Linked DNA regions of Homo sapiens: regions 2, 3 and 4 are each linked to region 1. Evidence: chromatin contacts called from ENCODE Hi-C or POLR2A ChIA-PET data. All regions are on one chromosome and are shown on one strand. The core of a region is the stretch at or near the end of the contact, and the rest is flanking DNA. Distances in the headings are between cores, read along the strand shown. Region 1 holds the start of DDX52 (DExD-box helicase 52). Region 2 overlaps DUSP14 (dual specificity phosphatase 14). Region 3 holds the start of DUSP14 (dual specificity phosphatase 14). Region 4 holds the start of ACACA (acetyl-CoA carboxylase alpha).

Region 1 (6,782 bases), core at 2,133-4,632:
AGAATTTAAACTCAGCCCTATTTAACTCCAAGTCCATGCTTATGAAGGTAAATAATATAGTACATATTCAACACTCAATATAATTCTTCTTTCCTCTGATCGGAAAGCAGCAAGTTGAGTTATTACTATAACACAGAGTATTATTCCTAGTGGCTTCCTCTTCCTTCTTCGGTCCTAGGTGGCTAAACTTCTATTGAACTATCAATCTCAGGTGCTTTTCTTGTTGGAGTGGGGAGGACAGAACTCTGCCATAACCTTCCATGATATTAACCTGGAAAAAGTTTAACCCTGGCCAAATCTAACACTATACACTTCACACCCTTATTTAAGTGGCTGAATCATGCTAATTTGTCTCCTTTTACATTAATTGCCCTGAACCTCAAATGGGCATTTATTGCCCAGAATTATTACCGCCTTTCTTCAGTAAGTTCATTTTCCCACTGTTAGAGAATATTATTTCACACCACTTCTCTTCTCAGCCCTCCAACACACCCTGACAAAATTTCATCCCACCCCCATCTCATAATTCTCCCTTCTCTGTTGCAGCAACAATTTATACCTTTCCACTGGGTCATCCCATATAATTTACAAACATCTCCTAGCACTCATATTTAAAAACATCAAAAACCAAAAGCAAAACCCTCCTTTGAATCCACATCTGGCTATAGCTACCACCCCACTTCTCTGCTATCCTGCTCAGCTAAATCTTTGGAAGAGTGGTTTCATCCATCTCCATTTCACCACCTTCACCAATCATCTCTATTCACCAATGTCCCTGAAACTGACATTATCAGGGGCTCTAGTGACCTCCACGTTGCCAAATGCAGTGATCTTTTCTGTCTTCAGCCTCTCAACAGCCTTTGAAATAGCTGATCACTACCTTCTTAAAACTTCTGTCTGGCTTTGGTGACACCAAATTCCTGGTCTTCCTACCTCACTGCTTGCTTTCTACTTCACTTGCTTCTTCTCAGACTCTTGTTTTACAGGTGTCTCCTCCTCCACCTCATCTCCAAGCATTAGAGTACCATAGGGTCAGTCCTGGGTCCCCTTCTCTTCTCCATTCACACATTTTCTCTAAGTGATCACATTCATGCTCATGCTTTTGGAGATGGGTTTGTTACCACTTACATAGGGATTAGGTTCTAAATCAGCTCATAAAGAAAAAAAAAATCTCATAAAGTTGAATTTTTTTTTAAATTCCCTAAGTCATCCACAAAGTATGGTAGTTGCCATTTCATACATATTAATTTTATATATGGCTATGGCCATATTTATGTGCCAAACTGAAGATCAACACACTAATATTGAGTTTTTCCTCTTATGTTGAAATAGATTAATTTTATTTATTTTTGAGACAAGGTCTCACTCTGTCACCCAGGTTGGAGTGCAGTGGTGCCGTTACAAGTCACTGCAGCTTCAACCTCCCAAGCTCAAGCAATCTTCCTGCCTCAGCCTCCCAAGTGGCTGGGACTATAGGTGTGTGCCACTACACCCAGCTAATGTTTTAATTTTTTGTAGAGATGGAGTTCCGCCATGTTGCCCCGGCTGGTTTCAAACTTCTGAGCTGAAGTAATCTGCCCACCTTGGCCTCCCAAAGTGCTAGGATTACAGGTATAAGCCACTGCGCCTGGCTGAAGATAAATTATTTTTATTGAACAACAGATGAAGTACTTGGGAAGTTCCTATTTTTAAAGAGTAGACACACTTGGGACAGGAAGACCACCCCCCGACCCACTGTAATAGGGAGTAAGGGGCTGAATTCATCTGAGAAACCGCAGATTCACCTCCCCCATCACATGCTCACCTCACACCTGCTTTCCTTGATTGTAAAGGACTCACCCATACAATTTCAAGTATGTTTCATTCTCTTTGGTCAAATACATATAACTGAATTTTTATAAGTTAAATGCTTATATGGTACAACTCCTTTGTATCATTTATATGTTGATGACTTCCAAATTAATTTCTCTAGCCCTAATTTTTGTTCCTGAGCTTCAGATTCAGAACCAACTACCTACTTGGATGTCTCCACTTAAAGTCAACTAGGTAGGCATCTTAACACGTCCAAAACATAACAATTGATTCCATCCTCCGTATCTCACTTGTACCAGAAAGCCCTTCTTCTCTCAGGCTTTCTTAGCTCAGTAAATGGCATGCCATCTACTCAGCCAAAAAACTAGGAGTGATCTTTGATTCCTCCCTTTCTCTCACCTCTGCATAAAATCCGTCAGGTACGTTTAGCTCTACCTCCAAAATACATGCCAGATCTAATCCATTTATCTCTCTCAGCACAGATACCAACCTAGACAAGCCATGATCATCATTCTACTTTGACTAACCTGTTTCCACTCTTAGCTTTTCTATGGTCCATTCTCCAAATAGCCAGTGTAATCCTTTATGAAACATCCACGCATTCATTCACCAAAGTGCACAGAAACTGGGGATACATAACGAAGCAAAGTATATCCCTGTGCTCAGGGACTTACATTCCAGAAGAGGGAGAGGCAATAAGCAGTAAATAATTTCGTACAGATGTAATAAATATAAAAAATTAAATGTGATAAACTAAATCATGTTCTTCTCTCCATAAAAATTTTCAAATAGTTTCCCAAGGTGGAAGTCCAAATTCCTTACTATGACCTTGTTACAAGATTCTGTGAGATCTGGCTTCTGTTTGTCCCTCCAACCTTATCTGTACTACTCTATCAGACTGCAACTTGGCTCTAGTCGCACCGGCATTCTTTCTATTCCCTCAAGGTTCCAATTTTTTTCCCTTCAGCCACGTGTTTCCCCTATCTGGAATGCTGTTCCCAGATCTTGGACAGGTTGCTTCCTCTTAGCTCAAGTTTTCACTTCAACAGAGTGAATTTCACTAAGTCAGCTCCCTCATCATTTTCTCTATCAATTACACCTTTTTGTTTTATAGCACTTATTACTTTACAGAGATTTTGCTTATTTATTTGTTAACAATATCTGTTGTCCCTACTAAAATGTAAGCTTCGTAAGAAGAGGAATCTTAAGATGTTGTTTACTATAGTATCCCTCAAAGTCTAGAACAGTGCCCAACATAAGAGGATACTGATAAATATTTTTTAAAAGAATTTACACACGCCTGTAGTCCCAGCAGTTTGGGAGACCGAGATGGGAGGATCACTTGAGCCCAGGAGTTCGAGGCTGCGATTGCGCCACTGCGCTCCAGCCTGGGCGACAGAGAGAGACCTTGTTTCAAAAAAAAAAAAAAAAGATAAATAATGACGGAGTACACGATAATAAAATAGCCTCGTTTCTCACCCAGCCAGGCTCCGCCTACAGGAGCCAATTATGCTCACGCCCTCTTCCGACGCTGCCCGGGGCCTGGGAAGTAGTCTGCGCAGGCGCCGTAGAACTGTGGCGCTTTCTGGGTAAAGATGGACGTCCACGATCTCTTTCGCCGGCTCGGCGCGGGGGCCAAATTCGACACGAGACGCTTCTCGGCAGACGCAGCTCGATTCCAGGTACTGTGCCCAAGGGACCGAGGGCCGAGTAACTGAGAAGGAGCAGGAGCCCGGGAATGAACCCGCTGCTGGGGGAGGCCGGCGCACTTGGACACCCGTGGCCTGGCTCTCGCCACCCTTGGGGTATTTTGCTTCCTTTTGTGTTCGGCTTGCCTGCACGGCTGCTCGGTTCAAGCCTTTTGAATAAGCTCTTTAACTATCCTGTTGTAGACCTAGTTGGGCCTGGCACGGAAACCCTCTTTCCTCCCTCTTATTCAAAGCAAAGTTGGAATCCTCCTTTCAAAAGGAACTTTTTCTCCGAACCTAGAGGAAAGGAATTTCGAAAACAGAAACAACCAAAGATGGAGAAAACAGATTCTCTTACTATAGTCTCCCCAAGTTTGGCTTGGCATGCGTATAGTTGTACTGGGCGTGATTCTTTTTATTGCTTCAACCCCATGGCTTAAGTAACCAATGAGAAGAGCGATTAAGAAATGGGGGCTCTTACCTAGAGAAGTAGTGAGTGATACATCGGGGGAGGTCAATTGGGGCCCAATTCTGGAAAATCTTGAATGTCTACTTTGTTGTTTGGATGTGTATATGCGTGTGACATGTGTTTCTTCTTTCTCTAACTGGTGAGTATGAACTCTGGAGCCAGATTATCTGGGTCTAAATGCTAAGTCTGCCAGTTACTCATTTTTAGACCTACCTCAAGTTACTTAATTTCCGAATGCCTTGGTTTTCTCATTCGTAATACTGCTATTTACCTTATAGAGTTGTAAATGTGAAGCAATTTAATATGTATAAACATGCTTAGAAATCTGCTTGACATTTAGTAAGCATATATGTGTTCATTGCTAATATTAATTTGTTACTATTATGAGGTCAGAGAAGGTCTCTTCAGATTCCATTTGTCCAGACACCTGTTAGCTCGACAGATACTTGGTGAAAGGGTAGAAAAGATGAGGAGTCATTGAACAGTCTTGCTTGAATGAAAGCAATGGTATTCTGTCAGTAGGTTTCATTTTACATTTTTTGGGTTTTAGATAGGAAAAAGGAAATATGACTTTGATTCTTCGGAGGTGCTTCAGGGACTGGACTTTTTTGGAAACAAGAAGTCTGTCCCAGGTGTGTGTGGAGCATCACAAACACATCAGAAGCCCCAAAATGGAGAGAAAAAAGAAGAGAGCCTAACTGAAAGGAAGAGGGAGCAGAGCAAGAAAAAAAGGAAGACGATGACTTCAGGTTAGTGTTTGATTTCTGTCATGTTTTTTCTCTTTAATTTTTTTCAGTTATAAAAATAATACAGGCTTATGGCTACAAGTCAGACAATAAGGTCATTTGTCAGCTGATGGCACTCAGGTTGTTTCCAGGTATTTGTCATTAGAAATATTGTTACAGCAAAGGTAATTTTAAGTAAAGATATTTATACATAAATCCTTTTGTACAGGTACTGTTATTTCTGCAGAATACCATCCGAAAAGTAGCATCATATGGTGAAAGGGTATGTACCCTTTCTCTGAAAAATACTACAAAGTGACTTCCCAAGTCCTTGTCAGTGCTGAATATTATTGGTGTTAATTTTTTTGCCAAGCTAATGAATGAAACTTTTTTTTTTTGAGACAGAGTCTCACTCTGTCTCCAGGCTGGAGTGCAGTGGCGCGATCTCGGCTCACTGCAACCTCTGCCTCCTGGGTTCAAGCAATTCTCCTGCCTCAGCCTCCTGAGTAGCTGGGACTACAGGTGCGTGTCACCACGCCTAGCTAATTTTTGTATTTTTAGTAGAGATGGGGTTTCACCATGTTGGCCACGATGGCCTGGATCACTTGACCTCGTGATCCGCCCGCTTTGGCCCCCCAAAGTGCCGGGATTACAGGCCTGAACCACCGCGCCCTGCCTGAAACAATTTTATATTTTACTGATAACTGGTGAGGTCGAGCATTTTTTTTTTTTTGAGATGAGTCTCGCTTTGTTGCCCAGTCTGTGGTGCAGTGGTGCAATCTCGGCTCACTGCAAGCTCCGCCTCCTGGGTTCACGTCATTCTCCTGCCTCAGCCTCCCAAGTACCTGGGACTACAGGTGCCTGCCACCACACCTGGCTAATTTTTTGTATTTTTAGTAGAGACCAGGTTTCATCGTGTTAGCCAGGATGGTCTCGATCTCCTGACCTTGTGATCCACCCTCCTCCGCCTCCGCCTCCGCCTCCTAAAGTGCTGGGATTACAGGCGTGAGCCACCACACCTGGCTGGTCAAGCATATTTTTGTATGCTTTACTGGACATTAATATTTCACCTTTTGTGAATTGTTTCTTCTTACTCTTTGCCCATTTTGACAGAGGTTTTTGTTTTTTTGTTGTTTGTTTGTTTGCTTTTGAGACAGAGTCTCGCTCTGTTGCCCAGGCTGGAGTGCAATGGCATGTTTTCCGCTCACTGCAACCTCTGCCTCCCAGGTTCAAGTGATTCTTCTGCCTCAGGCTCCTGAGTAGCTGGGACAGGTGTGCCCCACCACGCCTGGCTAATTTTTGTATTTTTTAGTAGAGACGGGGTTTCTCCATGTTGGTCATGCTGGTCTTGAACTCCTGACCTCGTGATCTGCCCGCCTCGACCTCCCAAAGTGCTGGGATTAAAGGTGTGAGCCACCGCGCCTGGCCTTTTTTTTTTTTTTTTTTCTTGTACTGTACTCTAGGGCTGTTTATATTTTTTTAATCTATAATATTAAGTTTCCTAGTCATTTACCTTTTTTTGGTAAACACTTGAGTTATACAATGATGAAAAGTAAAGTTCCTTCCTACTGTTTCTCTCCAGTCCCCTGTTTCTCCACACGCAGCTACTGTTAATCAATTTCTTTTGTATTTTTCTGGGGACACTATTCCTATGTATTTATGCCTGACTCAAAAAAAAACAAATACTCCTCATACTTTGTTTATATACTTTGATTATTTTATATACACTCTGTTGGGAACCTCTGCTACTACCTTCCCCTTTTTTAAAAACAATGTATCTTGGAGGTTGTTTGGAATCAGTAGGAAGTACATTGCCTTGTTCATTTTAACACAGCATTGTATCCCATTGTGTGTATTGCATAATTGATTTAACAAGTTCCTGTGTGATGGATAATTATAGTTTGTTTTCACATTTTTGCTGTTGTAGTTTTGCAGTGTCATTCTACTTATCTTTGCATGTATATGTGAGTATATCTGTCCCATAAATTCTTAGAAGTGGAATTGCAGAGTTAACAAATAGATGTATCCACCAGAAACACTGCATCAGTAGGAAGTACTTTGCCTTGTTCATTGTAACACAGCATAGTA
Region 2 (6,965 bases), core at 793-3,292, 140 kb after region 1:
GTCTTTGTGCGTACATATGCCTTCCTCTCTCAGTTCAATACCCAGGAGTGAAGGGCTGGGTCCTATGACACGTATGTTTAACATTTTAAAATGGTTTTTGAAAAAAAAAGTTTATAAATATACATATATATTTATTTATACATACATATATATATATATATATTGAGATGGAGTCTGGCTCTGTCACCCAGGCTGGAGTGCAGTGGCGCAATCTCAGCTCACTGCAACCTCCACCTCCCAGGTTCAAGAGATTCTCCTGCCTCAGCCTCCTGAGTAGCTGGGATTACAGGCGTGCACCACCACACGTTGCTATTTTTTGTACTTTAAGTAGAGACGGAGTTTTGCCACATTGGCCAGGCTGGTCTCAAACTCCTGACCTCAAGTGATCCACCCACCTTGGCCTCCCAAGGTGCTGGGATTACAGGCATGAGCCACTGTGCCTGGCTCCATTTACAACTATTTCTATCATTATAATGCAGGGGCTCTCAAACCTGAGCATGCCTCAGAATCCCCCAGAGGGCTGTGCGCACAGACTGCTGGACCTTTCCCCAGCTTCTGATTCCGTCCCTCCAGAGTGGGGCTGGAAGAGTTGCCTTTCTGAGGTGAGGCTGCGGGTCGGGGGCACGTCTGAGAACTGCTGCAGAGGTGAGTGCTGTGGCTCTGTCTGCATTCCCCCTGGAAGACTGAGGCACCAGGTGTACTGGTGCTAACAGACCACAAGTCCCTCCTGGACACTGCCCTTCTCTGAAGGGAGCTGCCTCCTCACTCGAGGCTAGGCCTCGCTTTGGGAGCCCACATCCCATGACTGGTTAATGCTATGGGAGTACACAGAGCAGTCCACAGGTGAAATCACAGCATGAGGAGGAACAAGGACGCAGTCACATAAGGAAACTGCGTGTGTGTGCATTGGATGTAAACTATGAACAGGGCAGAAACTCTGAGAACATCCTTTCCTACAGCAGAGCAGGGTCTCCTGCCACTTCCAAGTCTTCCCTGGCAGAATCCTACTGGTTTAAAAAGCAAAGTCACTGTGGTAATAAACACAAAATTAGGCCTTCAAGCTGCTGGGGATGACGCTCCTCATTGTGGAAAATCTGGAAGATGCTAATCAAATTTCCAAGTAGGTTATCTAGTTGTTGTCTAATTCAGAGAGGCTTGGCCATAGACACGGTGGCTTACGCCTATAATCCCAGCACTTTGGGAGGCCGAGGCGGGCAGATCACCTGAGACCAGCCTGGGCAACATGGTGAAACCCCGTCTCTACTAAAAATACAAAAATTAGCCAGGTGCAGTGGTGCATGCCTATAATCCCAGCTAGTAGGGAGGCTGAGCCAAGAGAATCGCTTGAACCCGGGAGGAAGAGGCTGCAGTGAGCTGAGATCGCGCCATTGCACTCCAGCCTGGGTGGCAGAGCGATGCATCCTCCCAAATTACGCTGTCTGGGAAGCCACTTGCCTTCCTGAGGCAAAGGAGCCCAGGTTCCCTGTAGAAGCCGGGCTGATTCCGTTAACTCGCATTTGCTGAGTGGCGCTAGGGTACTTGGTGCTGCAGGGAAAACAGATTGTGAGCCCTCGGGGCAGAATCCAAGTGAGACAGACACATTGCTCCCTCCCTGCTGCTGCCAGTCCATCTCTTTGCCAACAAACCTGCTTAAAATGCCAAAGCTGGTCCAAAGTTTCAGGAAAACAACTTCCGCCAGAGGGCACGTAGAGGGCACAGATGCTATAGATGCTTCTCTGACAAACACTCCTGACCCCCTTGACAGATTGGAAAATACATGGTTCAGAAAGGGTGAGAGATTTCAACTTGAGAAGTGAAACTAGGAAAAGATGGAAGGTGTCCGGATTTCTAGCTCAAGTCCACACACTGCTTCTCTGCGGTGACTAAATCGTGGCTGTGTTCTCATCACCTGCCTCGCGGCGCTCCACACCACCAGCCAGCGTCTGCCACACACGCGGGGGGGTGTGGATCTGCCTAAGAAGGTGTTTCAGTGCTACTTACAGAAAGGCTAAGCCCAGATGGGCCGAGCTGCTCCAGTTTCCCCTAGTGCCAGAACAGGGAACTACTGCCACATCCTGGTACACCATTTGGTGCACAAAACATCCCCCTGGCTGCAGAGGGTGGACCTCAGCAAGGAGCAGCCCCAGAGTAGGCACTACAAGAAGCCCTAGAGTCAGCCAGTTCTCAGATCAGATCAGTAGAACTGGATGGTAAAAAATAAAAAACCCATGGGTATTATATCACAGGTGCATGAAAATCTACTCAGTAAATGTGTCCTGGGAGACAGGGAAAGGAGATAGGGTAGCAGAGTTTGACCCGTATTTGAGGGATCACAAATTGCATGGTGCTCTCTGAGTGAACATGCCATCCCACTGCAGGACAATGGTCTCTGGGACGATGATGACCAGGAAGAATGCTTAAGAATGACCACATCACTGTCTATGGTGTTCAACTTGGCCTTCCCAAGATGCTCTGGCAATGGCACGTGCTTCTTGGAGGAAAAAATATTTTCCTGGCTTGGGGGATGGGGGTAGGGTAGAGTGAAAGACAGAAAGGAAGAGCTGTCCTAAACCAACCCCAGGGTTTTTTGGGTTTTTTTGTTTTCTTTTTTGCAGGGGGACGGGGGCGGGGGGGAGATGGAGTCTCTCTCTGTCACCCAGACTAGAGTGCAATGGCGCTATCTCGGCTCACTGCAACCTCCGCCTCCTGGGTTCAAATGACCCTCCTGCCTCAGCCTCCCGAGTAGCTGGGATTACAGGTGCATGCCACCATGCCCAGCTAATTTTTTGTATTTTTTAGTAGAAACAGAGTTTTGCCATGTTGCTCAGACTGGTCTTGAACTCCTGACCTCAGGTGATCCACCTGCCTTAGCCTCCCAAAGTGCTGGGATTACAGGCTTGAACCACTGAGCCCAGTCTGGTTTGTTCTTAACATCTTCTCAGAGACGATGCTGGTCTTTTTGGATAATAAGCATCGAACACTAAGTACTGAACAAAATACAAGATTAGTGTCTTCCCAGCGGGCCTCTAATCTCAGTAATGCATACACTAATATTAATAACACCTGATTGCTCCCTGCTCCACAGAGCTCCTGGGATGCGGGCATCAGCCTTGTAGCCTTGTGGTCAGCACTGGCATCCATACCTGGAGCAGTGGTACCTGACACTCAGAATTGCTACATGGGGTCATGGCCTAATCAGAGACAGCATCCATCCTAATGCCACGGAGGTTACTTTTCTTTAAAAAAAAAAAAAAAAAAAAAAGATGACAACCACCAGAATCAGCAGTTAACTGAAATTCTATCTACGGCTTTTCTTTTCATGTTCAGTCAACAGCAGAAAATGGCCACAACAGTGCTTCAGATGACTGTGTAAAATGCTCTCACTAAAATACTTTCAGTTTTAGGAATTTCAGAGGGCCAGAGTATATACTGGAGAGGCCTACACTGTTACCTTTTTATATTCAAAAAGCTTTTGTAATCACATTTTCTCCTTCTAATAAAGTAAATGTCTGTCTAGTTCTTTTTGTTTTGAGACCGAGTCTCACTCTGTTGCCCAGGCTAGAGTACAGTGGCACAATCTTAGGTCACTATAGCCTTGATCTCCCAGGCTCAAGAGATCTTGGGATTACAGGGGTGAGCCACCAGGTCCGGCCCACATTTCTGATTTAGTAATGAAAATGATAATCCTAGCACTTTGGGAGGCCAAGGTGGTTGTATCACTTTAGCTCAGGAGTTGGTGACCAGCCTGGGCAACATGGTGAAACCCCATTTCTACCCCAAAACTCAAAAAACAGCTAAGCCAACATGGTGAAACCCTGTCTCTACTAAAAATACAAAAATCAGCCAGGCATAGTGGTGTGCACCTGGAATCCCAGCTACCTGGGAGGCTGAGGCACTAGAATCGCTTGAACCCGGGAGGCGGAGGCTGCAGTGAGCCAAGATCGTGCCATTGCACTCCAGCCTGGTTAACAGAGCAAGACTCTGTCGCAAAATATAAAAACAAAAAAGTAAAATTTCAGCCAGGCACAGTGGCTCACAACTGTAATCACAGCATTTTGGGAGGCTGCGGCAGGAGGACTCCTTAAACCCAAGAGTTTAAGACCAGCCGGGGCAACGTAATGAGACCCTGTCTCTGCAAAAAAAATTTTAAAAATTAGCCGGGCATGGTTTCATGCGCCTATAATCCCAGCTACTCAGGAGGCCGAGATGAGGAGGTCACTTGAGTCTGGGAAGTCGAGGCTGCAGTGAGCCATGATTGTAGCACTCCAGCCAGGGTGACCCTGTCTCATATATACATATTAAAGTAAAATGAAGTAAAAGATATTCACAAATTGTTCTGTCACCTGGAAAGCTTTAGCAATTGTGGTAAAACATCTCAACATCTTCTACTTACTTTGGAGGAGGGATCGTTTTTGCTTTTCTCACTGTATTAATTAACTGATATCATAGGATAATACATGAGGATATGTACACGATGAGGATATGATGAGGATAAATACACATAAGATACATAAAGCCAAAGACTGAGAGTCACACTCCGGTTCAGCCACAGATAGTCCCTCAGTGTGACATGCAGCCACAGAGCAGCTGCCTATGTAGGTGTGACCAGGCCAGCCATCTCGATGTCCGCAGATGGACCAGCGCCTGTTCACACTGCATTTGCTGAGGCTAAGAGAAGCCGATCATTGGTTTTTGTTTTTGTTTGAGATGGTGTCTTGCTCTGTCACTCAGGCTGGAGTGCAGTGATGAGATCTCGGCTCACCGCAACCTCCACCTCCCGGGTTCAAGTGATTCTCCTGCCTCAGCCTCCCGAGTAGCTGGGATTACAGGCATACACCACCACACCTGGCTAATTTTTGTATTTTTAGTAGAGACAGGGTTTCACCATGTTGGCCAGGCTGGTCTCAAACTCCTGACCTCAGGTGATCTGCCCACCTTGGCCTCTCAAAGTGCTGCTGGGATTACAGGCATGGGCCACCACGCCCAGCCCCATCACTGTAAGATACTAGCCAGCTGCTGGGATATGCCACAGCCCAAGAAGGAGAGGGGCAGTACACTAGATAAGCAGGAAAAACCATGCCAGCATCGTGACACAAATGCAAAGATTTGAAGAAGTTCAGTTCCACGTGATCAATTCACAGATTCTCCATGTTGGAAACAGAAAGAGTAGAGATAGCAAGAAGAGACTATCAATAACTATAAAAGGTGGAAGGTCTGCATTTATCTTGGTACCATGGGGTAATCTGTTCACATCTGGAATTGAATTCTTGTATTTGGTCCTCACCCACCTTGGTGCTTAAATTACCTACCACTCATTTACACAACAGTCTTTCACTGAGTTTATATAATGCGGTCAACACCCTGCTGAGTGTTGTTCCAACTGCTGCAGAATGTATTCACCAGAGATGGCCACAGCATCTCCCATCTCACATGACATTCTTACAATGTAACCTTGTTTTTTGTTTTGTTTTTGACACAGGGTCTCCCTCTGTAGCCCAGGCTGGAGTGCAGTGGTATGATTTTGGCTCACTGCCACTTCCGCCTCCCAGGTTCAAGTGATCCTCCCACCTCAGCCTCCTCACGTTGCTGGAACCACAGGTGTGCGCCACCATGGCTAGCTAATGTTTGTATTTTTTATAGAGACAGGGTTTCCCCATGTTGCCCACGCTGGTCTCAAACTCCTGGGCTCAAGCAATCTACCTACCTCGGCCTCCCAAAGTGCTGGGATTACAGGCATAAGCCACTGTGGCCAGACCCTACAGTGTAATCTTGACACTCCTCCCATCCAACAGTGGGGCTGATGTCCCCTCATTTGAACCCTGAGAAACCTTTGTGATGGCTTCAACCAAAAGAATACACTAAAGGCTGGGCGTGGAGCTCATGCTTGTAATCCCAGCACTTTGGGAGGCTGAGGCAGGACGACCGCTTCAGCTCAGGAGTTCAAGGTTGTAGGGGGCTACGATGGCGCCACTGCACTCCAACCTAGGCGACAGAACGACGCTGTCTTTAAAGCAACAAACAAACAAAAAAATACAGTAGAAATGATGCTTCCGAGGCCAGAGCACAAACATGTCGCACACTGCTACCTTGTTCTCTTAGGACTTGCCCTTGGAACCCAGCTGCCATGCTGTGAGGAAGCCCAAACTAGCTCAACAGAGCTACCACACGGAGAGGCCATGGGTGTTTAGCTAACATCCCAACTGAGTCCCAGCTGATACCCAAGCTCAACCACTAGATATGTAAGTAGAGATACTTTATTATGATTATAGCTCCCAGCCATCAAGTCACCCCCAGGCTTTGAATCTCCTACCTAAGGCCTCGGACATTGTGAAGCAAAAGCAAGTTGCCCCTACTAGTGAGGTCCAAATTCCTGACCTACAGGAATCTGTGAGTACAATACAAATAGTCATTTTAGGCCAGGGGCAGTGGCTCAGGCCTGTAATTCCAGCACTTTAGGAGGCCGAAGTGGAAGGACTGCTTGAGCCCAGGAGTTCAAGACCAACTGAAGCAATGTGAGAAGACTCTCTCTCTACAAAAAAAAAAAAAAAAATTGCTGGGCATGGTGATGTGCACCTGTGGTCCCAGCTACATGGCAGGCAGAGGCAGAAGGATTGCTTGAGTCCAGAAGGTCAAAGGGGCAGGGAGCTGTGATTGCACCACTGCACTCCAGCCTGGGGAACAGAGCAAGTCTCTGTCTTAAAAAAAAAACAGGGACTTGTAAACAAGTTTTGTTTGATAAGCAAACAAAACAAATAGTTATTTTACAACGAGTTTTAGAGCTGTGTTATGCAGCAGTAGTAACTAGAGCAGGGATATACAGGTAACATAAGGCATAACCCTGTGCTAGGATTTTATCATCTAACAGAAATGACACAAGATACACATATAAAAACAACTGAATAACAGTAAGAGATGGACTACCATTGAGTGAACGAAACAACTGGTACAAAAAAACTGGTGATCAA
Region 3 (7,030 bases), core at 1,969-4,468, 150 kb after region 1:
CGATATGGATAAATCTTTTAAAATAGCATGCTGCAGAAATTTAAAAAATTATATATGTGCGTGTGTATATACATACATACACACACACATACATACACATACACACACACACACACGATGCCGGCCAGAAGGAAGGATTCACAAGAGTATCTACTTTTAGTTTGCACTGAGGTTAAAAACAAGCAAAATAAAACTATGTCAATTAGGGATTTATATTTAGGGGATAAAAACTATAGAAAAGAAGGAAATGATTTCCATAAAAGTCAGGGTAGTTTCTGGCTAGGACCTCTGGGGGAGGGAGAGAGTGTGGAGTCAGATTCTTGACCTGCAAGACAGTTACACTTATGTTTTCGTTAAAATAATCCATCAAATTATCCATTTGTTTTAGACACTTTTTTACATAATTCACAATTCAATAAATCTAATGTTGATTTCTGGGAATTCAGAACCATGACAACAATTCTGGCCAACTCTCTCTGAATGTCACTATTTGCCTGTCAGCTTCATAAGGTCAGAGACCGACCTTACTTGCCTTCTTCCTCTGTATTCAGGCACAGCACCTTTAGCATGGTAAAAGTCCTCGGTAAATGTATAATATATAAATCCACAGAATCCTGACATGAATTTTGTTTTAACCCATCCATTTCCTGAAATTACCGGTTTGAAGGGTGCCCACATTAACACTTTCCTTTGTCTTCACCCAGGTGAAGTGAAGCTTTCATAAATAATAAAGCCATCTTAAATGTTAGCTCTGTAAGTTTATACCCAGGCCTTGGTTGCTTTAGCAACTCTCCCTGTCTTCCACTCCCTTTGACGTTTCTTTATAAGCAAAGACAAGACAATAGGCTAGTAGTCCTAGATTTTTTTTTTAAATAGGAAAGTTTTATTCAGCACCTAAGAGTAAAACCTAGGATCGTAATGATTCTACTACTTTGAAGTTGTTTAAAAGGGGTAATTTGCCCCTTGCCCTGGGAAGTAACACCGTCTATCAGGATTATTAAAACTTTACCAACAGTTGTACTTAAACACATTACTTGTTCTTGACAGAAGCCAAATCTTTATAAACAGGACAAGTCAACTTTAAAATAATTAATTTCGGTTAAAAAACCACTTTGTGCAAACGGACATTTATAAAAATGCTTAGAAAAGTCTAAAAAGATATACACAAACCGATCAAGATGCACTCGGCAGTTACTTTTGAGGAAGAGGTTCAAAAGAAAGCTTTAACCTTATTAGTAAAGTTTAAATCTCACAGAGAATGGTTAATGTATTTCTTGTGATTTTGGGAAAAGCATTTTTAATCCATTTTGCCTTAAAATCCCAATTGCAAAGGAACCCATCAAACATAGCCCTCCCTAAAGCCCACTTTTTAAAAATGTTAAAGTATTAAAGGATTTCCTGGACTTACATACTTGGCTAGTCTTTTATGATATGAATATACATTTATGCCATTCTATTAATTATTATTACAGAATTCATACCTGCAGTCAACCGATATGAAAGCTTTCAGATGAGAACTCAGGACACACACGTTCAACAGTGACATTAAAACGACTTGGAATGAAGGAAACTGTCTCCAGTTTTATGGTGGAAAGCCAAAAATACCAAGCAACTACCTCTCCTCCCCCAAGCGTCAGAAGATGAGTCAGAGCTGGAGGCAGGAATAGGGCCCATGTGTCAAGCCTCCTGTGCAGGGCTCCTTCCTACCTCCTCGTGGCAACCCTCGTCCCTCCCTCAGGTCAGGGTCTCTGCCCCGGCCTGTCCCTGATGTGAAGTGTCCCTGATGTGAATTCTCAGGCGTCTCTGGCGAAGAAGAGGCGTTCACTGTGGGGGTGCCTCCTTCCCTGCATTTCTCAAGGGAACCAAGACTGGGGGCCTTTATGAGTCCACAACAACTAACAATAACCAAATCGCAGCTCAAGGGAGTGGAGCTTCCAGACACACGCACAACTCTGCAAAGAATACAGCACCTTTGTTCCCCTGGTTTTAGAGAGCAGGAAGGAAATGAGCGGAGAGAAACTGTGACTTGTCCAGTGTTACTTAACTTTGTGGCAGAGCTGAGTCTCAGGCATGGAGCTGCCGGCTGGCCTCGGCCTCTCTGACTCTTAAGTGATCTGTAGAATGTCAGGGAGGACGGTCCAACATTCCATCATACTTCTGAGTGGCCTTAGGGACTAGGAATTCCAGGAGACTCTGGGTTAAATCTCTTGGTCCCTATTCTTTTAAGGTTACTAAGGATACCCGGAGTTTGCTCTTCGCCTCCGTTTTTACATCTGTAAAACGGGATGGTAACGCTCTCCACCCCCCTCTCTTATAAAACGATAATGAACAGCTAACGAGTTAACACACACTAAATGTCCGGAGGTCCTGCTGGATAGAAAGTACAAGGTGGTTTTAAAAAAAAAAAATCTCTGCATGGTAAAACTGCATTTGTAAGTCGCTCCTCCTTCCCTAGCCTCTGGGATGCCCAGTTACCATAACACTGGCTGGTACCACTGGCAACATCCACCTAAATAAAATACAGTTATACAATCCACTTAAGGCGGCCACAGCACGCACCCCCTCTTTACAAACAACAACTCAACTTCGCTCCGGAGCAAGGGTACTTAGGAGAAATAAAAAGACAGATGTTAGCACCGCGCACACCCATCTACCACCGCAGAGAAAGACTCAAGTTGGACACTTGGCATCGCTGAAAGTCAAGTTGCTTCTATCCATGCACCAGAAACCTCGGGGAGATGCAAAAAGCGGCGGCGCGCTCCAGAGCGGGTGGATGCCAGCGAGAGTAGGCGGCCTCAGCGGGGTCGGAAGGCGACGGAGGAGGCGCGGCCGAGGCTGCTGGAGCCCCGGGGCACAGGGACAGGGTCGCGGGGGCGGCGCGGCGCGGCGGGGGAGCGGCAGGGGGCGCACGCTCAGGGCCGGCGAGGGTGCGCTGCGGAAGGTCTCGGGCCTCTCCTCCGCGGGCCGCCCCGAAGAGTCAAGGACCGCCAGGGAGCAGGTGGGGGCGCCGGCACAAAGTTTCCAGAGGCGGGGTCGCGCGGGCCTCTGGGTCCCCCTGCGCCCAGGGACCCGAAGCGCGAAGTCCCGCCCTCCCGCCCCACCCCAACACCTTCCCCACAACCCCCACCCCCGGGCCTGCGGGTCCCCTACCGGCGCGGCGCGGCGCGGAGCGGGTTGCGGTTAGGGCTCCGTCCTCCTGCGCGGCCACCGGCTTCTGCGGGCTGGGCGCCGCGCGCGCCGCCTCCTCCTCCCTCCGCCCGCGCCCGGGGCGGGCCGCGCGCACGCTCCCTGCGCCTGGCCGCCCTCTCCCGAGGTGGGGGGACGCGACGCGGGGCGGGGGGACGCGCGGGGCGGCAGGCGGCGCGCGTGCGCGCTGGGCTTCTGCGCCGTGCGGTGTGGTCCGGGCGCGCCCTAGCTCCCGAGGCAGCAGCCTCCCCTAGAGCGCTCCTCCGTGCAGGTCCCCTGGTCTCTTACCCTGCCTCACACACCGGCGACCCCTCGCTTCCCCAGTCAGCGTCTGCGTATGAGCCGGGCTCGAGGCGGGCTGCGGGGGCGCTCTGCTGGGGTGCTTTCGGGATTGGAGAGGATTAAAGGCGAGAAAGCAAATCCGATACAGGTGTGAAGCCGCCGCGGGTGGCTCGGGACGGCCTCGACCCCACCCCACCGCCTCCCTAGCCCGGAGAGCCCGGGGGTTGGGACCCAAGAGCGAAGGGAAAATCAGTAGCGCGGCAGTTCCTGGCTGACGCTTGCTGGAACAGGTACGGGCAGCCGTGGCGCCCGAGACCCGGAGGTGAACATGCAACCTCCGTGCGCATCTCCACCTGCTCTCGCCACGCCAAGGTGCCGTCCGAGTCTCGGAGCCCACACCCACCTCCCGAGTCCCCGAGGCAGGGCAGGGGTTCTCCGGAGCGCAGGCGGGACACGGGCATTTGAGGGCTCATTTGCTGTGTGACTCTGAGGGTCTTTTAAAATTCAGGTCTGCCCATCTGTAACATAAGTCGGTGCGAAACGGACGTTTTCCAGCACAGCCCCGCCTCCCCTCCGCCTCTGGCAGGTGAAGGGAGACACGTGGGAGGCAAAGCGACTTCCTCAAGGCTCTGCCGTGAGTCAAGGCACCTAAGAGTCCTGACTCCATGCCCAGTCCTTGACTCACCAGCCCCTGCTCCTCGCCGTTGCAAATGGTTGGCCTCAGAATTGCTGAGCAGTCAAAACGAGTAGGCATGGGTTTGCGGGGAGGGGTGGAGGGGAGAAGTAAAACCCGCGTTTGGGGTTTACATCTCCCGATGTCCTCAACCAAAAGCTTTGAAGCTTTTTCATGTTCTTCCCGATCTCCACTGCCCAACCGGCTTCAGAGTCATCCGGTGCGTGCTGGACTATCTAAAAGTTAGTGATAATTTTAATCATAATCCTGGGAAACGAAAAAGGCCCAGACTAGAGAGATTTATTTTCGTCTTCGTAAAAAGAGAATCAAAGCTTTAAAATTAGGCAAAATTAATCTAAGAGAAAACAAAGCAGCATACTTTGCTAGATTCAGGAAACCACTGAGTTCAAATCGTGCCTGGGAAAAGCATCTTCCTAAAACTAAATTGTGACGTCAGTTCACTTAGTGACTTACTTGTTTACATGCCAATACGAAAAGAGCAAATCTCTAACAGAAAGGATTGTGTGTTTTCATTTCTGCTCAGCACCCCCTAGTCCTTGAAGCTTCAGTCAATTCAATGACTCAGCAACACAAATAGATGCATCCCTCTTCACATTCCAGCTTGTTACACTGTAGGCAGGTTTCCAAAACAAGCTCTAGTGACAAGGAGCTAGGCATTTTCATGGATTATGGGAACTAAACCTACCATGAAGAGTCAGTGAAGAGGGAGGTGGGCTAAAATAGAGTTTGTGTTGTGTGCGATGTGCGTGTCAAGATTTAGAGATTTAGAGATTAAGTAGAAAGAAGTGCTGGAGTCAGACCATTTAATGACTGTACAGACATGCCCTGGGGTAGGGAGGCGGTTTATGCCTTTACAGAATGTGGAAGTGCGGGCTTATACATGCCTGTACCAAAAATGCAATTTGAAGTTATTCTCTTCTGGACCAGCACTGTCCAGTAGAACTTTGTGTGATGATGGACATGTTCTGTATCTCCACTCTCCAGTACAGTAGCCACTAGCCTCATGTTGCTACTGAACACGAAATATGGCTAGTGTAACTAAGGAAGTGAATTTAAAATTTTATTTTAGTAAATTTAGATAGCCACATGTGGCTAGTGGCTACCTTACTGGACAGCACATTTCTGGACTATAAGTATGTGAGTTTTTTTATAGGTGTCACTTTTTCTTCTTTTTTTTTTAAGATAGGCTTCAGGATGGAGTGCAGTGGTGCAATCATGGCTCACTGAAGCCTCCACTTCCCGGGCTCAGGTGGTCCTCCCACTTCAGCTTCCCAAGTAGCTGGGACTACAGGCACGCCACCACGCCTGGCTAATTAGTTTTTATTATTTTGGGGGGGACGGAGTTTCGCTCTTGTTGCCTGGGCTGGAGTGCAATGGCACGATCTCGGCCCAGCGCAACCTCCGCCTCCCGGGTTCAAGTGATTCTCCTGCCTCAGCCTCCCGAGTAGCTGGGATTACAGGCACGCACCACCACGCCTGGCTAATTTTGTGTTTTTAGTAGAGACAGGGTTTCTCTACGTTGGTCAGGCTGGTCTTGAACTCCCGACCTCAGGTGATGCCCCCTGAGGTTATAGACGTGAGCCACCGCACCTGGCCTTGTTATTACTAAAGAGACCTAGTCTCTTTAAATAATATGTTGCCCAGCCTGGTCTCGAACTCCTAAGCTCAAACAATCCTCCCACCTCAGCCTCCCATAGTGCTGGGATTAGAGGCATGAGCCACTGCGCCTGGCAGTGTCAACTGTTGTGGATGTAGAAACATTTTAGAGGCTGTCTGCTATAAAATTACAATTTGTCTATGCCCAGGGAGGGTTTGGGTTCTCCTGACTCCCAGCTAAATAACCAGTGCTTTCGAGCAGGGCAGCATCTACGAAGAGTGAGAGCTGATATGATTAATACAGTAAGTAGAGGGTGGAAATTTGTACTCTGCTTAGCTTCTGATGTCTGCCTTTCCAAAAATATTCTCCTTAACTGCTTGGGCAATGACTGCTCCTTAGATTAATCAGACTTTTATGCGTCCCTCAGAATGAATAGTTGCATCTTCCATTTGTATCACTGCCTCTGGTTAACAAATTAGCAACAGCTTTGATCTGTCAGAATTGGGGAACAGCGGTCAACAAGGCTCCCAGTCTACAGAAGTTTGATTTCAGGGTGCCATCGGGTCTTGTGGCTCACAGAGATTCGGAAGGCCTGCTTGCCTGTGCCTCTAATTCCAAATTATATGCCATTGATGGCTATAAAAATGCAACTCCCCTGAGATAAGTAAATCTTTAAGCTACTGTCCTTTGGCAGATTTGAGAGGGACACTGGACACCAGGTTTCTGGGAGAAAAGATATCTTAAAAACTAGCAAGATAGAAGTCTCAGAAGTCTCAGAACACATTTCTTCTACTACAGAAGTTTGCCTAAGGCTTGTGCTATTTCATAAGATGTAAAGTAGCACCTTATCTAGATATCATAAGGATTAGCTAGATGTTATTAAATGTAAAATACTTTGAACTTCTACTTTCCGAGTTTTCACAGTTCTCATAAAATGTACTTTCCAAGTAATAAAGAATTGTCACATTACAGATAAGAAAAAGAAAAAAAAGCAAAAAGAGAAAAAGCATTGCTTACCACCATTTTATTACTTAACAAAACAACAATTAGCATCTGGATTTCTTTCTGGTCTTGATTGTATGCAAGATTTTTTACTATTGTTAACACAATTACAATCAAAGAATGCATACAGTTCTGTAACCTGACATCAAGCTTTTTGAGCCAGGCATTATAAAAGGGAACATTACAACATGTCTAGGATAATTAGGTAATTTCAAATCTGTCTCTGAAATGTTTTGCCCTTAATTCAACCCTTGGGCAGTAGCAATGAT
Region 4 (6,921 bases), core at 3,049-5,548, 240 kb after region 1:
TGTTTCTTCCTCTGTAGTGGGTATAACAGTGCCTACCTTCCAAAGTTGTGAGAATTAAATGTTATAATCAAATATCATAATCCATATAAGTAATGTAGCATGGTACCTGGTCCTCTATAAATGCTACATATTTTTCTTTTTTATGAGGAAGGATCTGGGTCTATGGGGCACTGAGGGTGGCAGGGGCAAATGCTACATATTTCTAATAAACAACTGTTGGCTTTCTCTACTCAGCATCATTTCTCTCCTTAGCTGCCATCTTTATTTGGGAAACTGACCCTCCCACATTTCATGTGATACTGGTGGGGCTGCCAATCACAATACCCCATTCCCCACCCCTGACAAAAGCTAAAGCAACCAGGTCTCTTCTTCCAGAAATCTGGATCTTGAGTAAGACATGAAAGGACAGAAGGCAGTTGGAGCTTAGTTATTCACTAGAATTCATTCAAAGAATTCAGTCCATGTGCTCTGGCTGTTGAAATCCCTAGCCCCAGGTGGCTCAACTGTTTAACTCTTCTCTCATTTCTCTCTCTTTAATAAACTTTAATAAACTCAACTTTAATCATAAGACTGAACGAGTTTCTGTAACTGGAAACCAAAAAATCCTATCTATTACAACATACATTTGTTCCTCACTCTTTCAACAAGTACGTAACAGGGCCAGGCACAGTGGCTCATGCCTGTAATCCCAGCACTCTGGGAGGCTGACGTGGGAGGATTACTGGGACCCAGGAGTTCAAGACCAGCCTGGGCAACATAGGGAGACCCCATCTCTTAAAAAAAAAAAAAAAAAGTTAGCCGGGTACAGTGGCCCATGCTTATGGTTCCAGCTACTCAGGAGGATGAGGTGGAACGCTTGGGCCTAGGAGGTCGAGGATGCAGTGAGCCACCACTGCACTCCAGCTTGGAGGACAGACTAAGTCTCTTTTTCTTTTTTTTTTGGAGACACAGTCTGGCTCTGTTGCCCAGGCTGGAGTACTCATTGCAACCTCTGCCTCCCAGGTTCAAGGGATTCTCATTCTCCATTTGGTTCTCATTTTTGATTCTTGTGTCTTGTGCCTCAGCCTCCTGAGAAGCTGGGATTACAAGCATGTGCCACCACCATACCTGGCTAATTGTTTTGTATTTTTAGGAGAGACAGGGTTTCACCATGTTGGCCAGGCTGGTCTCGAACTCTTGGCCTCAAGTGATCCGCCCACCTCGGCCTCCAAAAGTGCTGGAGTGCTGGGATTACAAGTGTGAGCCACCATGCCTGGCCCAAAGTATCTTCTTTGAAGCAGAAATAAAATAATATTTTACACTAAGTCAAAAAATAATCCTTCTTCTGTACACTCACAGCTTTTTGTTTTTGTTTTTGTTTTTTTTTGAGACTAAGTCTCGCTCTCGTTGCCTAGGCTGGAATGCAATGGCACGATCTCAGCTCACTGCAACTTCCGCCTCCCGGGTTCAAGCGAGTCTCCTGCCTCAGCCTCCCAATTAGCTGGGATTACAGGCGCGGGCCACCAGGCCTGGCTAATTTTTGTATTTTTAGTAGAGACGGGGTTTCACCATGTTGGCCAGGCTGGTCTCGAACTCCTGACCTCAGGCGATCTGCCCACCTCAGCCTCCCCAAGTGCTGGGATTACAGGCATGAGCCACCGCACCCGGCCCACTCACAGCTTTTTATCTGGCATTTTTCACATTCTACTTTGTGAGTATTACTTCTGAATGTCTATTTTCCCCCACTTCTAAATTAAGTGAAAGCAGGCTGGGTGTGGTAGCTCATGTCTGTAACTCCAGCACTTTGGGAGACTGAGGCAGATGAATCTCCAGAGGTCAGGAGTTTCAGACCAGCCTGGGCAACATAGTGAGAACCCCGTCTCTACCAAAAATACAAAAAAATTTGCTTGGCGTGGTGGCGGGCGCCTATAATCCCAGCTACTCGGGAGGCTGAGGCATGAGAGTTGCTTGAACCAGGCAGGTGGAGGTTGCAGTGAGCCGAGATTGTGCCACTGCACTCCAGCCTGGGCGACAGTGCAAGATCCTGTCTCAAAAATAAATAATAAATAAGTGAAAGCAGAGACTATATCGGATACCTATCTGTATGCTTTTAAAATGCCAAGCATACAGGAGGAATACAATAAACACATAGTAGTGGACTAATAAATGTTAATTCTACAAAAGGTTAATTTATCTTTAGCTTTTCTGAAGTGATTTTTTTCACCCTGGTAATTTTTAGCTTGGAGAATAATTCATCACTAAGTGTGGGCAACATTTCTGCTAACGCTGCCATCAAAGAACTTTCCCTTTTTGGGGTGGGGTAGGTCTCCCTTTGCTGTCCTCTCAGGAAAAGTTGAGCTCTGAAGAAAAATGAGTCTAGCAAGGGTGTATTACGAACGCAGCAATCAAATAACTGCCAAATTTACTGAACTTTTTCAATTTGCTAGGTACCCGTGGGTACCAAGGTGTGGGGATTCTTTGAATCCTCACTCCCACACTTTTGGGGCAAGCTGCTTTTTCAAAAGCAAGCAAGCTCTGAAAGAGTATGTTACTTGCGCAGTGTCTTACAAGGGATAGCTGTGTCATTTCAAATACAGATGTCAAGGCTGGACGCAGTGGCTCACGCCTGTAATCCCAGCACTTTAGCAGGCCGAGGCAGGCAGATCACCTGAAGTCGGCAGTTCGAGATCAGCCTGACCAACATGTAGAAACCCTGTCTCTACTAAAAATACAAAATTAGCTGGGCGTGGTGGCGTATGCCTGTAATCCAGCTACTTGGGAGGCTGAGGCAAGAGAACTGCTTGAACCCGGGAGGTGGAGGTTGCGGTGGGCTGAGAACGCGCTGTTGCACTCTGGCCTGAGCAACAAGTGTGAAACTCCCTCTCAAAAAACAAAAACAAAAACAGACGTCCAGTAAAGGATGCACAGTCAATAGGGACTGATCAACACTCGAAAAAGCACAGTAGGAGGCCGGGTGCGGTGGCTCACGCCTGTAATCTCAGCACTTTGGGAGTCCCAGGTGGGCAGATAACCTGAGGTCAGGAGTTCGAGATCAACCTGGCCAACACAGCGAAACCCCATCTCTACTAAAAATACAAAAAATAGCCAGGTGTGGTGGCGGGCGCCTGTAATCCCAGGTACTCGGGAGGCTGAGGCAGGAGAATCGCTTGAACCTGGGAGGCAGAAGTTGCAGTGTGTTGAGATGGCGCCATTGCACTCCAGCCTGGGCGAAAGAAACGCCATCTCAAAAAATAAAAAAATAGTAGGGCCGGGCGTGGTGGCTCACGCCTGTAATCCCAGCACTTTGGGAGGCCGAGGCGGAAGGATCACTTGAGGTCAGGAGTTCGAGACCAGCCTGGCCAACATGGTGAAACCCCACCTCTGCTGAAAATACAAATATTAGCTGGGCGTGGTGGCCCACGCCTCAGGCACGAGAATCGCTTGAGCCTGGGAGGCGGAGATTGCAGTGAGCCGCGATCGTGCCACTGCACTGCAGTACAGCCTAGGAGAAAAAAAAAAAAAGGCAAAAAAGCACAATATTGCAGTCTGCAGAATCTTCTTTCTCCCCCTTTCACAAGAGACCACATTCTGACACCAACTTCCGTGGAAACACTGGCGCTAGCTCCAAACTAACAATCGCCAAATTCGAATCAGTTACCGGGAGAAGGAAGTGAGGCACTTCGCCGGGCAGGAGTCCACGTTGGGAGGAGGAAAGGCGCAGGCTCCCGAGTTGTGGAGCCAACGTTCAAATCCTTACGGGGTGGGACCGGCCTGGGCCAGTCATTTTACCTGCGCCTCAGCTCTAACAGGGTACTGAAATACCTACTTTGGGGGGCCTGCTAGGAAATTCAAATGGGCAACGCTGGTCAGGGGCATCTGGCACAGTGGCCATTCTTGGTAGAGCTACGCGCTCCAGGGCTGAGCGGGAAATGGCGAGGCCGGGGCACTGGGGCACCGCCCAGACGCGGGGCGGGCCCCCGGGGTCAGGCCCGGCCCCACACCGCCCTCCCCCACAGAGCGGCGAGGCCCGCCGCTGCCCGCCCGCCGGCCCGCCAGCCTGCCGCGTCAAGCCCGCCGCCGGGGCCCGCAGCCCGCGACTCCTCCCCCGCCGCACCTCGTGGCCCCCGCTTCTCCCTAGTCCCGCTAGAGGGGCTCGCGCTCCGCCACCCGCCCGCCCGCCCGCCCAGCGCTGCCTGGCGCCTCACCTCGCCGAGACCCCCTAATCCGCGCCAAAGAGCCGCCGGTCGCGCGCGCCTCCGGGCTTTGCGTGCGCGCCCCCGGGCGGCGCAGTGGCGAGCGCGCCGCGTGCCGCGCGCCCGCCGCCTCCGCCCCTCGGCCGTGGAGGCCCCCGCCGGGTGCTGAGCGCCCGCCACCGCCCTCTTGGCCTTTTCCCGGTCCCCGCCGCGCGCCTGCTGCTGTCCCCGTGCCCGAGGACTGGGAGGATGGGGCTGAGCCGCTTGCCTGACTTTTGATCCGACCAGTAATCACTTTGCCCGTGTGGCGCGTGGCCCGTTGCCTGAGGCTTCCTGGCGCGTGGGGCTGTTTGGTCCCCTCCGGAGTGCGGTGAGGCGGGCCGAGCCGGGACTGCCTGGGTTTGGGGATAACGTTCCCATCTCCACCCCTGTTGCAGCAAGGGAAATTGAGGCTGAGGGAACTGGGCCCAGGGACGGCGAGCCGTGGCGCCTCTCCAGTCCGGGCCCCGAAGGGCTGCTCGTGGATGAACCAGACTGATTTTAAGGGGTGAAGAGGGTGCGTTTCAATCAGATGCTCCTGGAACGTCGAAATTGTCTTCTTTGGAAAGAACCATCCCCTCTTTGGGCTTCAGAGGCCCAAATTGAGGCGCAATGATGAGAGGATGTGGTGGTCTACTCTGATGTCAATCTTGAGGGCTAGGTATGTCCCAAGATCTCTTATTACTGCTGTTAATGATGATTCTAATAGCTACCATTTGTCGAGTACTTATTGCATGCCAGACATTGCACAAAGCAGGTTACACATACGGTCTCATTTAAAACTTGTGAGGTAGGCACCTGTTGTTATCCCTATTTTCCAGGTGAAGAAATCTAGGCACTGACATAAATAACTTGGGATCACACTGCTAGGAAGTACTGGGGAAGGGAATTCAAACCATGGTTTATCTGAACTATATAACTGTTACATCTATTTAGAAGTCTGCCTTTGATAAATTTGCCCAACCTTTTTTTAGAATTCACTTACACTTTATGCCTGTGTGAACCCTTTCATTCTTTTTTGGTATATGCATAATACAAGTTCATTCCAAAAAAAAAAAAAAAAAAAAGCCCTGCCGGGCGCGGTGGCTCACGCCTGTAATTCCAGCACTTTGGCAGGCCGAGGCGGGCGGATCACAGGGTCTGGAGTTCTAGACCAGCCTGACCAACATGGTGAAATCCCGTCTCTACTAAAAATACAAAAAATTACGCGGGTGTGGTGGCAGGCACCTGTAATCCCAGCTACTCCGGAGGCTGAGGCAGTAGAATCGCTTGAACCCTGGGGGCAGAGGTTACAATGAGCCAAGATCTTGCCATTCCACTCCAGCCTGGGCAACGAGAGCGAAACTCTGTCTCAAAAAGAAAAGAAAAGGAAAGAAAAACCACCTCCCACCAGGTTAAATAAATAATTAACATTTTGGTATGTACCCTTCCAGACATTTTCCTATGCATCACATCAATAAATATATGATAGGATATTTTACATTTGATGTATCCTGAAGATTAATTCAACAAATGTTTAGTGAGTAGGCTTGTTGTAGGTGCTGGGAATTCAGCAGTGAACAAAACAAAGTCTCTGCCTCATGGAGCTCATATTATAGTAGGGAAGACTGTCAATAAGCAATATACACATTACTAAATGATAGATAATGCCCAGTAATGTGGCAAGTTTTATGGAAAAATAAATCAGGATAAAAGGATAAGAGTGATATGGGGATTCTCTTAGTTAGGGTAGATAAGGAAGGCCTCTTAGCTAAGGAGGCACATAAATATCTGATCATTTAATGAGAGAAGGAGCAACATGGATTTCTAGAGGGAAACTATCCTAGAAGAGAAGCAGCAAGTGCAGTGACCCTGAAATGGGGATTTGTTTGGCATGGAGAAAGGGCAAGACCAGTGTGGCTGGAGCACAGCAAATGAGAGAAATTAGATGGAAATCAAGGCAGATCATGTATCATCTGGTAAGGTTTGGATTTTATTGGGAAGTGACAGAATATGACGAAGGGTTGAGAGCAAAGGAGTAGCTTTGCTGTAAAAGGATCACTGTGGGCTGGGAGCGGTGGCTCACACCTGTAATCCCATCACTTTGGGAGGCCGAGGCAGGCGGATCACTTGAGGTTAGAAGTTCGAGACCAGCCTGGTCAACATGGTGAAACCTCATCTCTACTAAAAATACAAAAAAAATTAGCTGGGCATTGTGACGGGCGCCTGTAATCCCAGCTACTCGGGAGGCTGAGGTAGGAGAATCACTTGAACCTGGGAGGTGGAGGTTGCAGTGAGCCAAGATTGTGCCACTACACTCAAGCCTGGGCAACAGAGTGAAACTGCATCTCAAAAAAAAAAAAAAAAAAAAAATCACTGTGGCAGCTGTGTGGAGAATGGATGGTAGAAATATTAAAATTGCCCTTTGCCTGGTGAAGTGGTGTGTACCTGTAATCCCAGCTACTCGAGAGACTGAGGCAGGAGGATGGATTGAGCCCAAGTTTGAGACCAGTCTAGGCAACGTATCGAGACCCCCATCTCTAAAAAAATTTTAAATTGCTCTCTAAGGCATAAATTGTCCTTTTACATGGTAGTTGTTCAACAGATAGTTGATTAACATTAGTGTTTCACCTATAGCTGTACAGCTTTACAACCACTCTCAACTTCACATAGTGGAAGTGGGGTCAGTCATTTAGGACATATCTGTGTCTTTGTCATTGAAACTCAAATT

What was found. A loop is a pair of places that touch in the nucleus more often than their neighbours do. ChIA-PET counts read pairs that join two places held with the same protein, here RNA polymerase II (POLR2A). Pooled maps may share reads with other maps.
Region 2: a loop to region 1 is called in a pooled map, with 2.1 times the contacts of the local background. The contact joins the enhancer-like site here to the promoter of DDX52 in region 1. A Hi-C loop is called at or near these places in 1 of 168 maps with a recorded cell type or tissue (CD4-positive, alpha-beta T cell) and 6 of 50 pooled maps. POLR2A ChIA-PET finds 5 or more read pairs at or near these places in 4 of 52 experiments (H1, HEK293, WTC11 and 1 more).
Region 3: a map of heart right ventricle shows a loop between it and region 1 (12-fold over the local background). The contact joins the promoter of DUSP14 here to the promoter of DDX52 in region 1. A Hi-C loop is called at or near these places in 2 of 168 maps with a recorded cell type or tissue (CD4-positive, alpha-beta T cell and heart right ventricle), 1 of 37 single-sample maps with no recorded cell type and 11 of 50 pooled maps. POLR2A ChIA-PET finds 5 or more read pairs at or near these places in 6 of 52 experiments (GM10248, GM12878, H1 and 3 more).
Region 4: a map of endothelial cell of umbilical vein shows a loop between it and region 1 (5-fold over the local background). The contact joins the promoter of ACACA here to the promoter of DDX52 in region 1. A Hi-C loop is called at or near these places in 1 of 168 maps with a recorded cell type or tissue (endothelial cell of umbilical vein) and 10 of 50 pooled maps. POLR2A ChIA-PET finds 5 or more read pairs at or near these places in 2 of 52 experiments (activated CD4-positive, alpha-beta memory T cell and activated naive CD4-positive, alpha-beta T cell).

The regions. Positions count from the first base shown.
Region 1 is chr17:37,640,046-37,646,827 of GRCh38, reverse strand. It overlaps DDX52 (DExD-box helicase 52), which reads left to right and starts at 3,382. Exons shown (of 15, transcript NM_007010.5): 1 at 3,382-3,494; 2 at 4,520-4,718. The coding sequence starts at 3,408. LOC105371756 (a long non-coding RNA gene) reads right to left here and starts at 3,890. Exons shown (of 2, transcript NR_188617.1): 1 at 3,292-3,890. RefSeq lists an enhancer at 5,335-5,835.
Region 2 is chr17:37,501,933-37,508,897 of GRCh38, reverse strand. The region is part of intron 1 of DUSP14 (dual specificity phosphatase 14); the gene reads right to left. Among named protein-coding and RNA genes, the nearest start is that of DUSP14, 16 kb to the right of the region's middle. RefSeq lists enhancers at 885-1,385, 1,386-1,886. Within about 2 kb of position 2,042, at least 3 of the 41 ENCODE cell types and tissues checked have a DNase peak (open chromatin) inside an H3K27ac peak, as active enhancers do.
Region 3 is chr17:37,486,079-37,493,108 of GRCh38, reverse strand. DUSP14 (dual specificity phosphatase 14) reads right to left here and starts at 3,218. Exons shown (of 3, transcript NM_007026.4): 1 at 3,151-3,218. RefSeq lists an enhancer at 1,333-2,118.
Region 4 is chr17:37,404,213-37,411,133 of GRCh38, reverse strand. ACACA (acetyl-CoA carboxylase alpha) reads left to right here and starts at 4,298. Exons shown (of 56, transcript NM_198834.3): 1 at 4,298-4,872. The coding sequence starts at 4,835. TADA2A (transcriptional adaptor 2A) reads right to left here and starts at 4,248. Exons shown (of 16, transcript NM_001166105.3): 1 at 4,185-4,248. RefSeq lists an enhancer at 2,432-3,116.